Regions from separate parts of the Homo sapiens genome. Here region 2 is linked to region 1. A link is a loop called in an ENCODE intact Hi-C map of the cell type or tissue named here. Cell type or tissue: psoas muscle. All regions are shown on one strand.

Evidence for each region. Peaks named below come from ENCODE experiments on the same cell type or tissue, not always from the same donor. Only the 100,000 strongest peaks of a DNase experiment are listed, where the experiment ranks them.
Region 2: a loop joins it to region 1, with 2.2 times the contacts of the local background. A loop is called at or near these places in 2 of 110 quality-filtered maps.

The regions. Positions count from the first base shown.
Region 1 is chr1:173,427,513-173,435,512 of GRCh38, forward strand. All of the region lies in intron 1 of PRDX6-AS1 (PRDX6 antisense RNA 1), which reads right to left. All of the region lies in intron 2 of LOC100506023 (a long non-coding RNA gene), which reads right to left. It also overlaps a transcript of TNFSF4 not described here. Among named protein-coding and RNA genes, the nearest start is that of PRDX6-AS1, 30 kb to the right of the region's middle. RefSeq lists an enhancer at 3,758-4,052. In psoas muscle, CTCF peaks have their summits at 2,165 and 3,858 (motif pointing right); DNase peaks (open chromatin) are centred at 2,129, 2,589 and 3,889; H3K4me3 peaks cover 1,432 bases; H3K27ac peaks cover 2,771 bases.
Region 2 is chr1:173,790,826-173,798,825 of GRCh38, forward strand. It overlaps the pseudogene RN7SKP160. Among named protein-coding and RNA genes, the nearest start is that of DARS2, 30 kb to the right of the region's middle. RefSeq lists a silencer at 7,732-7,932. In psoas muscle, no CTCF peak of the experiment used is centred here; no DNase peak of the experiment used is centred here.

The sequences.
Region 1 (8,000 bases):
AACTACACTGACAGTGTAAAGAATGTCATCGGGAAAAAAGAGAGACATGAGATTTTTCTACCATGTATGAAGTCGTTTTGACAGAAAAATGAAACCTGACTCTGATAAGTCTCTAGAGTCAACTATAATCATGCATCCCTTAACGACAGCAATACATTCTGAGAAATGTGTTATTAGGTGATTTCATTGTGTAAATATCACAGAGTGTACTTACACAACCTGGATGGTATAATCTACTACACACTTAGGCTATATGGTACAGCCTATTGCTCCCAGACTACAAACCTGTACAGCATGTTACTGTACTGAAAACTGTAGGCGACTGTAACACAATAGTGTGTATTGCAACATATCTAAACATAGAAAAGGTAATGTGTTGTGCTACCATGTTACAATGGCTACATAACTAAGCAATGGGAATCTTTCAACTCCATTATAATCTTTTTTTTTTTTTTTTTGAGATAGAATCTTGCTTTGTTGCCCAAGCTGAAGTGGTGCGATCTTGGCTCACTGCAACCTTCACCTCCCAGGTTCAAGCGATTCCTGCCTCAGCCTCCCAAGCAGCTGGGATTACAGGCACCCGCCACCACACCCGGCTACTTTTTTTATTTTAGTAAAGACAATGTTTTGCCATGTTAGCCAGGCTGGTCTCCAACTCCTGGCCTCAAGTGATCCACCCGCCTCAGCCTCCCAAAGTGCTGGGATTACAGGCGTGAGCCACCACGCCCGACCTCTATTATAATCTTATGGGACTACCATCCATAATGGTTCATCGTTGACAGAATATTTTGTTATGAGGGGCATGACTGTACTAATTTACAAGAAACAGAAAATGGAGGATACTGTTACAGAGGACCACAGGCATCCAATCCATAAAAATCTACAGGACAAAGTACTCAGTTTTTCAACTGATTGCCAGGATAACAAAACAGAGAGGGACATGGAAGGGGAATCTATGGAATAAAAGATTTAAGAGAAAAAGGAACCAACTATAATATGTGCAGCTGATTTTTATCTTAATTCAAACAAGCTGTAAAAATTGTGCATATGCATTTATGAGATAATTATAAATTTAAATACTGACTAGTTTATGATATTAATGAATTATTGCTAATGTTAGTTGAATTTATTGTTTTGTGGTTACTTTTTAAAAAGGAATTATTATCTATAGAACTACATATTGAAATATTTGCAGATGAAATAACATATTGGCTGGGAGCAGTGGCTCATGCCTGTAATTCCAGCAATTTGGGAGGCCAAGGCAGGAGGATCACCTGAGGTCAGGAATTCGAGACCAGCCTGGCCAACATGGTGAAACCCCGTATCTACTAAAAATACAAAACTTGTGGCCAGGCATGGTGGCAGGTGCCTGTAATCCCAGCTATTCGGGAGTCTGAGGCAGGAGAATTTATTGAATCTGGGAGGCGGAGGTTGCAGTGAGCCGAGATTGTGCCACTGCACTCCAGCCTGGGTGACAGAGCAAGACTCTGTCTAAGGAAAAAAAAAAAGAAAGAAAGAAAGAAATAACATATCAAATTTGCTCCAAAATAATACAGGAGAGAGGATATGTGTAAAACAAAATCAGGCCACATGCTGCTAATTGTTAAAGCTGGACAAAAAGTACATGGGGACTTATTACACTATTATCTCTACTTGTATGTATCTTTGAAATTTTTTTCATGTTAAAACATTTCTTTAAAAAAAAAGAGTATTATGAAAGTATCTGGTTTCTACGAAAAATGATTATTTTTCCAAAAGAGAGAAAAGACTGGCCCCCCTCTTTCTTGTATTTCCTCACCTCTCCAAATAATCTGCTCACATTTGTCACACTTAGACATGTGCTCCCGACCCAAACAGAAAAGAAAAAGTAACCAGAATTCTTGTAGCATCTGTTAGGTGCTAAATAAGTAGAAAGAGTTCTAGTTTAAAATGTGTGACATTCACTTGTGAAGACAGAGAAGCTGAGAGGGGACCCCGTCCTTTGTTAGATGCTGCTCTGCTCATTCTCCATGGCTCTTGGAAACAAGAGCCCAAAGAGAAACTGGTCCTCAAGAGACAGATCCAAGACTGAGCACAGGCTACGCCACAACCTCCACCAGCTGTGGGAAAAGACCATGTGGGGTGTGAATGGCAGCACCCAGCACTGTGCCTGCCGCGTGGTGGCGCTTTATAAATGTTTGAGAAGGGAGAGAGGAAGTTGATTTAGTGGGTTTAGTTTTTAATTGGGTCTGAATAAAAGGTGAGCTTTTGCAATATCCTCTAATCCCCCTCATATATCCTTGTTGCAGAAGGAAAAGTTGAGTGAGAATGTAATTGCCAAGACCCCTTAAAGTGACATTGGTCATAGCAAATGTAGCAGCTTCCTGCCTTACTAAGAACTTTTAGGACGTGCTGGGCTGACGCTGTCAGCTGCTGCTTTGTAAAAATAAGCCCTATAATTAGATTGCTACTCCTTATGAAGCCCACTCAAGTGCTATCCTTTATTTTTAACCTTTATCACAGTCCTCAAGACAGAGTGTGTAGGGCCTCGCCCACAGCTGCTGAGTCAAACCCCAGCAGGCTCCACCCTTCCTGCTCCCAGCTGCATTCCGCTAAAAAAAGGCCTGCCAGCAGCCTACGCAATGGAACGCGGGGTCTAAGCACACAGACGGTTGCAGGGAATCTAATATCCAGGCAGCACTGAGAAAGAACAGCTGCGCCAAATTTGAATCTTCTTTATTTACTCAGCCAGGCAGCTAACACACACAAATAACATTGTTTCATCTTGAATGCACAGAATTCACAACTGCCTTCTTAGCTCACTCCTGTTGCTCAACAATCCTTTTTTACACTTGCATGTTTAATGTAAATAACTTTCACAGAGTCTTCCACTTTCTCTGTATCGATATTACGAACCTGTTGGCATAGTTAGTTGAGACAATAAACATTTAATAATCTTGTGGGTCAGGAGTGGGAATGCCAGAGGAATGCTTATAGCAAAGTCAAGGGAAAGTATTATAGGGCAAAGGGATGTAATGGGGATTTCATTATATTTTGTTGCTTTCTTTTTTGTTGCTTATAACTTGGTATTCACATTCTCTAACAGATTCTTTGAAAAAGTGTGTGCATAGCAAATAGGGCTCCATTTAAATGGACACATTAGGGTGAAGGGTCTATAGAGTTGTTCACTGCAGGAATTAATGTCATACTCTGTCTGCACAAATAATTGTATTAGGTGACAGGCAATACCAACGTTTATATAATTTGTGCTATATATAGCAGATGTAACTCAGAGGCTGTGTACTTAATCCTATAAAAATCTCAACATAAGACACTCTTCCTCCAGTGCCCACAGATCCCACAAACCCTTTGCATTCTAATTAAAGCTCTGCTGGGGTTAAGGCTAATTGGTAATAAAACCCAGGCCTGTGAGAAAGCCTTTCTGTAAAACAAAGAATCCATTTGTCATGCAAATAAGCAGCCTCCAAAGTGGTAAATTTGAATTTTGAATGTTCACCTGTTATCTTAACATTTCTTAGAATGTGGTTCAGCCAGTAATTGCTAGATCATTATTTTCCAGTTTTCCTCATTGCCATCCTTCAAAGAGCTAAAGGGCATGTTATTTGTATTGTTAAATTAATATTTTGTTGTTGTAGACCTAAAGTAAATGAATCACTGTAGTTGTCTTTGGTTTTCTTTGGAGAATGTGTTTGCATTCTAAATATTTTCCAATACAATAATTTCTTTGAGAAAATTTGTCGGTTTCCTTAAATAATAATCTTCAGGTTAGGCTTGAAATTCAAAAGTATGGTGGTTCCTTCCTGATGAAGGTCCTTAAAGGTCTTTACACTCCATTCTTGAGGAAGTTTCTGGGCACTAGAGGGCGCTCTCAGCACACTGGGACGGGATTTGTTAGTTGCACAGAATTAAGAGCCATGCGCTGATTGTTGGGCCTTGGGCCCTGCTGGGGGCCCAAAATCAGCCTGCAGAAAGAAGCCACCTCCGTGAGCCTGCATTGGCTCTCAACTGCAAAGTGCCAATTCATCTGCCTTCAGTGAACCAACTGACCAAACCAACTGCTGAGCTTTCTCCCCCAGGGGAAAGGCTGGCTGCTACAAAGATTCTTTTTTACTCATTTCTGAATAAAATATTTCATGGTCAACAATTGTTTTCACATGCACTACCTTGCCTGCTGTCCTTCACTGACAACATTTCAGGGTCTCGCAAGGCATGGAATACAATGCATGTTCAGGACTGCAACCTGATGGTGATGTGTAATGAAGTTTAGTGTTGGATTTCGATCTTGGCCAAATGGTGACTCCTTGGTGACAGGTCATGTGCTTACTTCCTCAGCAGATGAGTTCTCCTCCAGCCTCACTTGTGACCAATGATGTATCATGAACACAGGCTGGTGCTGAAGCTCAGTATGTAGCCCCCTTGGCTAGAATACACACTTGATAATAGTAGCAAAGTGAAATCAGCAGAGTGTAGCAATGCCCTGAGAGGACCTAAAAGAACTGGGTGAAGGAGGCCTTAAGGATTGACAACTAATACCTAATGGCTAAGACCTAAGAGGGTAGAAGCAGAAGAGGTCCTCCACAATTAGCATTTGGCACGTAATAATGTGAAGCAAGACACATCACTTCCTAGTAATATGCTATAAACAGGTGATAAAGGGCGAGGGGTTGCTCCCCAGTGAGGAATCCAGTCCAAACCCAGAGACCAGCTCACAGCCACCCGAGTCCAAAACAACTAGATCTTTGTTAGACAATTGCCATCCAAACCAGAGTGTTATGAAATGAATTGTGTACCTCCACCCTTCAAATTCATATGTTGAAGTCCTAATCCCCAATGTATTTGTATTTAGAAACAGAGCCTTTATGGAAATAATTAAAGATAAATGAGTTCATAAGGGTAGGGCCCTAATCCAGTAGGACTGGTGACCTTATAGAAAGAGAACGAGACACCAAAGATCTCTCTCCACAAACGCACACAGATGAAAGGCCTTGTCTATGTGAGCACACAGTGAGAAGGTTGCCTTACTAGAAACCAACCCTGCTGGCACCCTGATCTTGGACTTCTAGACTCTAGAACTGTAAGAAAATAATGTCTGTTGTTTAAGCCACCCAGTCTGTGTACATTCTTTTATGGCAACCCAAGCAGACTAATAAACAAGAGGTTATGGCAACACTGACAAAATTCTTGAGGGATCTTTGAGGAATACAGAACTCTCCTGAAAAAAAAAAAATGAAGGAGCATTAAAAACCAGTTTTAGGTGTTTTACCTATAATCTACCTTGTTCATGTAAAAACGACAGCAATTTCTTAGGTAAATTTTGTGCAAATATCCCATTTCATCAAATCTAAGAAACCAATGCTTATAAGGCATTACTGTATTTGCTATTAAGAGAAGAAAAGTGACAATTGTTATGCTCCATGTATTGTAAGACAGTTTTTATTTCAAAGACGGTAAAATGTGAAAATATGTATGTATGTACATATACACATATACGTAACATATACATATACATCTTAGCATTGATTGGTAAGATTAACTCAATGTTTATTGACCCATTTGCCAGGAACTTTTTGCCTATACTAGACACTGGGAAAATAAAAATAAGCAAACAAGATGTCAAGTCTCAGGAGTACTAATTCACTAACCCTTTGAAGGCACAGAAATATAAATGTATTGTGGCAGTCCCCAAGACTCCTCGTATTACGCTGCCCTTTTAGGCCATCTAAAGTAGTCACAATAAGGAGTGTTGTCTCAAGTGCCCCAAACACAGTGTGCTCTTAATCTGAAATTTACTCATATACAGACTTGCAGTATAGTCTTAAGGGTGGCAGCTAGGTACAATAATTCTACCCCCGAACAAGGAATAAATAAGTAAACAAACATCTCTTAAGAAATTGACTCTTGGCCAGGCGAGATGGTTCACACCTGTAATCCCAGCACTTTGGGATGCCAGGGTTGGTGGAACTCTTGAGTCCAGGAGTTCCAAACCAGCCTGGGCAACATGGCGAAACCCTATCTCTACAAAAAATACAAAAAAAAAAAAATACTTGGCTATGGTGGCATGCACCTGTAGACCCAGCTACTAGGGAGGCAGAGGTGGGAGGATCACCTGAGCCTGGGGAGATCAAGGCTGCAGTGAGCTATGATCATGCCTCTGCACCCCAGCCTGGGCAACAAAGTGAGACTTCGTCTCAAAAAAAAATAAAAGAAACTGACTGACTCAACTTTCGATCCACCACAAAGACTTCCAAGTTGTTACGGGTTGAATTTTGTCCCCTCAAAATTCATACATTGAAGTCCTATCTCCCCAGTACCTCTGAATATGGCCTTATTTGGAAATAGGGTTGTTGCAGATGTAGTCAGTTAAGATGAGATCATATCCGAGTAAAATAGCCCCTAATTCAGTAAGGCTGGTGTCCTTATAAGGGGGAATTTGGACACAGGCATATGTAAAAGGAGAATGCCAAGTGAAGATGAGTTATGCTGCCACAAGCTACAGAATGCCAAAGATTACCAGCAAGCCACCCCAAAGCTAAGGGAGAAACATGAAACAGACTCTCCCTCACAGCCCTCAGAAGGAGCCAACCTGGCTAACACTTTGTTCTCACACCTCTAGCCACCAGAATCATAAGACACACTTTTCTGCAGTGTCATCTGCTCAGTTTGTGGTATTTTCTTACAGCATCCCTAGAAAACTAATGCACAGTTGTTTTAAATTACTTTACCTTCCCTTATATTTTCTTGTCTTGTATCTAATTAGGATATTACAAGTGCATGTTAACTGTTATTATGATGTAGGTGCTTTTTTGTCCCTATTGAACCTCATACAATTTATCCTAAAGCATTTTCTAAACTTCTTTTTACACGAAAGATCACTTAGGAGACCTGGCAGAAAAGTGAGCAAGTGAGACTGGTAAGTGAGCAATCAGTGGGTTAACCTTTCACCTTTTTCATCACCAAGTGCCAAATCAAAAGAAGATGCCAGTGAGGCATAGCATTGGAGTAGAGTGAACAATGGGTGCAAACAGATGAGAGTTCATGGATGTGCTGGGGAATGTGTTATCCACGTTACTTGGTAGTTTTCTAAAAGTTACCATTCAACATTTGGGAGGTTTGAGGGTCATGAAATGGGAGTGGCTACAAAAGTGTGCAAGGTATTCGATGCCATGGAGACCAAATGCCAGCAAAGACACTCCTCTGCAGAGGCCGGAACCATAATACCATCTGGGTAATTGAGATACAGTGTCTAAAGAGAATGGTGAATGTAACTGTGGATCACGCAGGATTTTAGTTGAGGAAATCTGATTTGGCAGACAGAAGAATATCCAGAGAAATTCTCAGTGTCAGATGTGCTCTTGACTGGGAGAGAAATCTAATGCCCCATGGGACAAAATAGTGAAACACTGAAGAAAGAAAGAGGATCACAGCCAAATGGCCTAGGATTCATCTCTGGTGAAAAACTGGAGTGCTGGGCATGAATAATACTGAGGTTCCACCTATGAGCTGGCCCATGAAAACAGGACAGGGGCAACCAATGGAAGGCTGAGGGGACTGCTGCAACTCTCAGCTTCGTGGTCACTCATGACCATATCTGATAGTCCTGATCCTATCTTGCTGGTAAGCAGTAAAGCCAAGTCTTTTGGACAATGGCATCAAAAACCCCTATATAGATGGACCCAGAAAGTGATGGGAGACAGGCTTTACCTACTAGAGATACTCATCAATAGATATGACCCAGAGAGCTGGAAAAGAACAAAAGGAGCAAATAAGAACATTCTAAAACTTACTAAATAACTGAGCTATTTATTAGTTTACGCTCTGGACTGAATTGTGTCCTCCCAAAGTTCATGTGTTGCACTCCTAACCCCCAGTGTGGCTGTATTTGGTGTAAGGATGTAACTGATGTTAAATGGGATCATAAAGGTAGACCCCAATGAAATAGGATTAGTGTCCTTATAAGAGGAGACACCAGCGAGCTTACTCTCTCTCCCTGCCGCATGAGC
Region 2 (8,000 bases), 360 kb after region 1:
CTCAATTTTAATTTCTAATATGGTAAATCACTAGATGTAATGCATGTAAACAGAAGCTCTTTGTGTCCTCAAGTTTTTGAGACTTTAAAGGGATCTCAAGGCAAAAATGTTTGAGAACTGCTGCTCTAAATCTTCCAGTTTACAGGAAATACAAAGGAACAGAGGAATGTGTTAACTTCATAGCAATTCAATGAGCAGAGTTCAAAAGTGCGAAACTTTACAAGACAAATAACTTTGCTTCTCCAAAAATTGAATTGCAAGGAAAGAAAGTGGAGAGGGAGAAACTGACAGAGTAAAAGGAATTTAAGACTCATATCATCAGCCTAGAGCGGTGGCTCATACCTATTAATAAAATCCCCCAGCACTTTGAGAGGGCAAGGCGGGAGAATCGCTTTAACCCAGGAATTCAAGACCAATTTAGGCAAATAAGAGAGACCGTCTTTACAAAAAACTACATATATATATAAAATTTATATATATAAAATATAAAATGTATATACTATATAATTATATATTAAAATTATATATTATATATAAATTATGTTATATATAAATTTTAATTATATATATATATATATAAAAGCTGGGTGTGTTGGCACATGCCTCTGGTCCCAGATACTTGGGAGATTGAGGTGGGAGGATTACTTGGGCCAGTGCATGATCACACCACTGCACTACAGCCTCATTGACAGAGCAAGACCCTGTCTCGAAAAAAGCCAGCCAGATATGAGGGCGATCTGACTGTGACATCTGTCACTCTATTGATCGCCAGGGTTGATTCGGCTGATCTGGCTAGCTAGGCAGGAGTCCCCTTCCTCCCTCACCACTCCATGTGCTTCCCTCTTGAAGCTGTGCACACTCAGTGGAAGAGGACAGCCATCCCCAATAGAGGAAGGCCAGTCTGCAGTCAAGGGTATACAAGTAGCTGCATTCCCCTACTAGAACCTCCAAACAAGCTCTCAAGGTTCATTTGTAAGAGAACGTAGGGTTCTTTGAAGTCAAGCTTCCAAGACTCCAGACACATCCAAGTGAGTTGCTGCATGTGGCAGTCTGCCTTTCTTTAAAACAAACAAACAAAACCACCAAACTTCAGGTAATAAGGCAGGTAATGTTTTACATAATGCATCTCAGTATAAAACATGCAACAATTGAATTATTTACATAGCCCAGCAGAAGCGATTCAATAGTCTGCCCTGATGTGGACTGTAAGAATGATTAGAAAAGAAGTTAAGCCTGAGAAAGGTTTGAAAGAGAGTAATAGTTTTGCTAAGTGGACAAGAGTGGAAAGGACATTCCAGGCAGAGCAGCATGTGTAAGATATACAGAAGGAAGGCAGTGAGACAGCATGGGCTGTTCAGGGAAATCAAAGCAGTCTGCTTTCAGGAGAATAAAGTAAAAAAAGCCTGTGTCCAGAAATAAGACAGGAGAACCAGGTATCATCATAAGGGCCTCATATCCCAGTACTTTTCTCTCAGCTTTCTTTTCTGATGTTAATTCTAGTAAGTTCTGTGAGGGTGTACACGGTCAGGCTCTAAGAGGCCCCCAGTGATCCCTGCATTCTGGTATTCACACCCTTGTGTAATCCTCTCCCAAAATGCACCAGGGTTGGTCTGGTCTGTGTGCCTAATAGCGATGCTAGGAACTCTGGTGGGGAATGTTGATAATGGGTGAGGCTATGCATTTGTAGAGAAAAAGGGTATATGGGAAATCTCTGTAAACATCCACTGAATTTTGTTGTGAACCTAAAACTGCTCTAAAAAATAAACTCTATTAAAAAGTATAGGGGGGTGGTATGTCACTTCCAAAATTAGGCTTAAAAAGAATCTAGCTTTTGTCTTGAGTGTTTTTCTCTCATCTTTCACACTCTGGGAAATGCAAATACATAAAAGAATATAAGAAACCCATGAACCTCCATATACCAACCATCCAGCTTCAAAAATTAACAGATTTTGTAAATTTTGTTTTATCTGTCTCCTCCCACTCTTACTTCTCCTCTCCATCACCACTGAAGTATTTTAAAGCAGATCCCAGCCATCACCTTAAAGTCATGCACTTCATTCATAACAACGTTTTGGTCATTGACAGACCACATATATGACAGTGGTCTCATAAGATTATAATACTGTGTTTTTACAGTGCCTTTTCTATGTTTAGATATGTTTAGATACACAAATCCTTACCATTGTGTTGCCTACAGTATTCAGTACAGTAAGTAATACATTGTACAAGTTTGTAGCCTAGGAGCAACAGGCTATCCCATATAGCCTAGGTATATGGTAGGCTATACCATCTAGATTTATGTAAGTACACTCCGTGATGTTTATACAAAGATGAAATCACCTAAAGACATATTTCTCAGAACATACCCCTGTCGTTAAGTGATGCATGACTGTATTTCACCCACATTTGAGTATTTAACAGATAAGGTCTAACTATAACAACATTATCACACTTGATAAAATAAACATTCCTTAATATCATCTAATACCCAATCAATGTTAAAATTCCCCTAGTTACCACTTAATTTGTTTACTATTATACTTTGAAGTTTTCTTTTTTTCCTGTCCCTTCTTTTGCTCACTTGGTCAAATTTCTATTTCGTTCCTTTGCCCTTTAATTTTAGAAATTCTTCTATAGTTTCTATTCTATTTGGTGTGTGTATCTGCACTGCAACAGATATAGTTAAACGTATTTCTCTACGAAGATACTCACATTAAGAGGCTGTTATCCATCCTGGCTACCACGGTGAAACCCCGTCTCTACTAAAAATACAAAAAAAAAAAATTAGCCGGACATAGTGGCGGGCGCCTGTAGTCCCAGCTACTCAGGAGGCTGAGGCAGGAGAATGGCGTGAATCCAGGAGGTAGAGCTCGCAGTGAGCCAAGATCACGCCACTGCACTCCAGCCTGGGCGACAGAGGAAGACTCCGTCTCAAAAAAAAAAAAAAAAAAAAAGAGGCTGTTAGAAATACTTCATAGGTGCTCTATAGCACCCAGTCATAACATACGTGATACCTAGACAGCCCGTGTTTAGAGATACTAACAGTGGGTAGTGGCCTCGGGTGTTATCAGCTAGCTCCATTATAAAATACTCCATCAATCTTTCACCTAAGGGTTTAAGCAGATACTAATGATTGATGCTTACATCTATTATTTCACTGAGAGTTATAAATGATGCCTTCTCATTCCTTTGCATTTATCAGCTGAAATATATCTAAAAAACTTACCTTGATCAGCTATTTGATTATCTTGAAATATAATTTATACTAGAAAGTAGAAAATGTTTGCTTCTCCCCTTTACCAATTTTCAGAACTTGATTCTGCAGCAACCTCCAAAAGTAACACCAATTTCTAAAATTTTGTTTAGTATTAGTATGAGCTCATAAATTATTTTTACTTTAATATTGATATAAATAAATTTTTATATATTCAATCAATTACACTTTTTCCTTTTGATATGTGAATTGTCTCACCTTTGGCAAGTAGGGTCCCCCTTCATTTTGGCTCCTAGCCTTTTGACACAACTGTTGATAGCTATCTTGCTTTTCTGATATATGAAAGGTTATTTTTATACATTTCTTGTCCCAAACCTGAAATCAGCCCTTCCTCAAGAAGTTTTAGCTCCTTTTAGTGGGAAATACTTATAGAACATAATCTGTGTGTTAGTAATGTTCATTGTTAATGGCTTTTTACTGCTTCCGGGCCTCTCCAGTAAACAAAGCTATGTGTTTTTTAGCAAATCATGAATAACCTCAGTAGATGCCGAAAAAAAATTTTGACAAAGTGCAACACCTATTCATAATAAAACCCCTCAACAAACTAGGAATAGAAAGGATCATTCTTAACTTGATAAATGACATCTATGAAAAAACCTACAGCCAACATCATATTTAATTGTAAAAGACATGATGCTTTCCTACTAAAAACAAGACGAAAATGTATATTCTTACCAGTTCTATTCACCATTGTACTGGAGATTCTAGCCAAGGCAATTCAGCAAGAAAAAGAAACAAAAGATTAAAAATTAAGAAATAAAACTGTCTTTATTCACAGATGATATGAATTTTTTATGTAGAAAATCCTAAAGAATTCAGTGAAAAAAAACTACTAAAATAAGCTCAGCAAAGTCACAGGATACAAGAGCAATATACAAAATCACTTGTATTTCTATATGCTAGCAACAAACAATTTGAAAATGAAATTAAGAAAACAATTCCATTCTCAATAGATCTAAAATAATAAAATATTTAAAGATTAAATAAATGGAAAAACATCCTGCTCATAGATTAGAAGATTTACTATCATTATGGCAACACTCCCCAAACTGCCCTATGAATTCAACACAATCATTATCAAAATCCCAGGAAGTTTTTTTTTTTTTTGGCAACAATTGACAAGCTGATCCTAAAATTCTTATGGAAATACAAAAGACGCAGCCAAATAACCTTGGGAAAAAAACAAAGTTGAAGGTCTCACACTTCCTGATTTCAAAACTCACTACAAAGCTATAGTAATTGAGACAGTGTCGTACTGGCATAAGAAGTGACAAGTAGATCAATGAAATAGAAAGTCCAGAAATAAACCCAAACATCCATGAAATACTGATTTTTGAAAAAAAGTGACAAGACACTTCAATAGGAAAAAAAGTCTGTTCAACAAGTGGTGCTGAAGCAAATGAATATCCATGTGCAAAAGGATGAATTTGGACCCCTACCTCACACCATACACAAAATTTAACTCAAAATGACAGACCTAATTTTCTAATTAGAAAATCCTGAGAAGAAAACAAAAGTAAACCTTTAGGACCTGAGGTTAATCAATGATTTATTAGATTCAACACCAAAAGTACAAGCAATAAAAGAACAAAAATTGGTCAGACTTAATGAAAATTTAAAACTTTTGCACTTTAAAAATAAGAGTTAATTCTGATATTCCCAATTAAATGTAATATTAGAGTTTTTACTTACTTGATTTTATAATTGTGTATCTTTTACACTGATGATCTCTCTTTTTTTTTTTAATGTCACCCAGGCTGGAATGCAGTGGCACAATCTTGGTTCACTGCAATCTCCACCTCCCAGGCTCAAGTGATCCTCCCACCCCAGCCTCCTGAGTAGATGGCACTACAGGCATGTGCCACCATGCCTGGCTAATTTTTTGTATTTTTATAGAGACAGGGTTTCACCATGTTGCCCAGGCTGGTCTCGAACTTCCAACCTCAGATGATCCACCCACCTCGGCCTCCCAAAGTGCTGGAATTACAGGCATGAGCCACCATGCCCAGCCTACACTGAAAATCTGAATTCTTACACACGTTACCATATTATAAATAGGCCGAAATAATAATAGCTACATTATTAAGACAACTGAATGTGATTTAAAATTTATTTGCTGCTCTTCTTTTTCTAGGATGGAGCCTGCTAGAATATACAACCAAAATACCACAAATTTAAAGATACTAAAAATTTAAAGATACACAAATTTAATGATACTCCAGGCTGGGTGCAGTGGCTCCTGCCTGCAATCCCAGCACTTTGGGAGGCCAAGAGGGGAGGATCACTTGAGCCCAGGAGTTCAAGACTAGCCTGGGCAACACAGCAAGACCCCAACTCTAAAAAAAAAAAAATTATCAAAAAAAAGAAAAAAGGCCAGACATGGTGTTACACACCTGTAGTCCAGCTACTCAGGAAGCTGGGGCAAGAAGACCACTTTAGCCCAAGAGTTTGAGCCCAGCCTAAGCAACACAGCAAGATCCCATCTCTAAAATAAAAATATAAAGGCCAAGTGTGGTGGCTCACGTCCATAATCCTAGCATTTGGGGAGGCCAAGGCAGGAGGATTGTTTGAGCCTCGGCTCAGGTGGGAAGGGTTAAAGACCAGCCTGGGCAATATACTGAAACCCCATCTCTACCAAAAATACAAAAAATTAGCTGGGCATTATTGCATGCACCTGTAGTCCGAGCTACTTGGGAGGCTGAGGAGGGAGGATGGTTTGAGCCCAGGAGGCAGAGGCTACAGTGAGCTGAGATCATGCCACTGCACTCCAGCCTGGGCAACAGAGCCAGACCCTGTCTCAAAATAAAATAAAAGTAAATTAAATTAAAATAGATACTGAAAAAAATTTGTGTGGGCTGGGAACAGTGGCTCATGCCTGTAATACCAGCACTTTGGGAGGCCAATGCAGGAGGATCGCTTGAGCCCAGGAGAACAGCTTGAACAACATAGGGAGACCTCATCTCTACAAAAATTAAAAAATTAGCCAGGCTTGGTGGCAATATGCCTGTGGTCTCAGCTACTTGGAAGGCTGAGTTTGGAGGATTGTTTGGGCCAGGGAGGTCAAGGCTGCAGTGAACTGTGATTGTGCCACTGCACTCTAGCCTGGACAACAGAGCAAGACCGTGTCTCAAAAAAGAATAAAAAAACTTGTGTGATTATGCCATGAACTTAATACAGTTAGGCTCATTTTTTTTTAATTGCTAAGGATTGCTTTGTTTTTTCCTTTTGTTCTAATTTTCTTTCATAATTATACAAAACACTTACATGGTTCTAAACTATTAAAAAGGAACATTCAGGTAAATCTTAACTTTCATTCCTGTCCCCTCTACTCTGTTCCTTCCTTCTCCCTATAAGTAAATACAGTTATAAGTTTGTGGTTTATCCTTTCATTGTTTTTTGAAAGCATAAGGAAATACACTCATATCTCCCTCATTCCTTACATAAAAAGTACAATACTCTACATTCTGTCCACATACATTGCTCTTTCACATAACAGTACATCTTGGAGATCACTCCATGGGAGTAAAGAGATATCTTCCCCAATCCTTTTTATAGCTGCATAGTAGTAATTCATTTTGCAGCTATACCAGGCCTGATGAGCATCTGAGTTGTTTTTAGTCTTGCTATTACAAATACTATTGTAATAAGTAACCTTGTACATGCTTCATTTCATATTTTTTTGCCAGTGAATTTTTGGGACAGAATCCTAGAAGTGGAATTGCTAATCAAAGGGTGACTGCACACATAGTTTTGTTTAATATTGCTAACTTCTTCTCCATTAGGGTTTTATCATTTGCAATAACCTTTTAACTGTTTCCCTTCTTCCACTCTTGTCTACCTACACCCATTCTCCCTCATATCTTATAAAATCCTATAAAATACTAATTGAATCATATTACTCTCTTACTTAAAATCTTTCAGTGGCTTCCCATTGCATTTAGAATAAAATCCAATCTCTTCACACTATAAAAACTTAGATGATAGAGCTCCTGCCTCTGTATCAAGTTAGGATTAAGTTTGACTATGAGCAAGAAAGACCCAAAATGACAACAGCTAAAACAAGAGAGAAGTTTACTTCTCTGACAAGTAAGTCTAGAGGAAGACTGCCCAAGGCTGGCACTGGAGTTCACCTTCAAGAAAACCTCAGGGCACAAGCTCCTCCCAGGCCATGCTCTGTCATCCCTAGGACTTGTTCCTCAACCCCAAGACCTAAGAGAATAGCTATAGTACTAGTCATAATATCAATGTTCCAGGCAGCAAAGTTGGAAGAAGGGAAAAGTAAGAAAAGGGGGAAGGGGTACATGCCAGTTGTTTTTTATTATAGGTAAGATTTCTGGAAGCTCTATATGACACTTCAATTTGTATCCCAAATCAGAACATATTCATATGACTATACCTACCTACGAGGAAGGCTGGAAAATATCATCTTTATTCTGGGCAGCCAGGTGCCCTAGCCAAAAATTGGGACATTTTATGCCATGGAAGAAGTCTTTGCTGCACAACCTATTCAGTTTCAGCTCATAATAGGCCATACACCCTTATTCACTATGCTCTAGCCAAAAAACTTCCTTTGTTCTTCAAAGCAGCCAAACTCTTACCTATCTCAAGGTTTCTCCTGCCTAGCACACCCTTCCTCAGATCTTCACATGGCTGGTTCCAACTCATCATTCAGGACTCAGTTCAAAAGGTCACTTCCTCAGACAGACCTTCTTTGACTACTGTATGA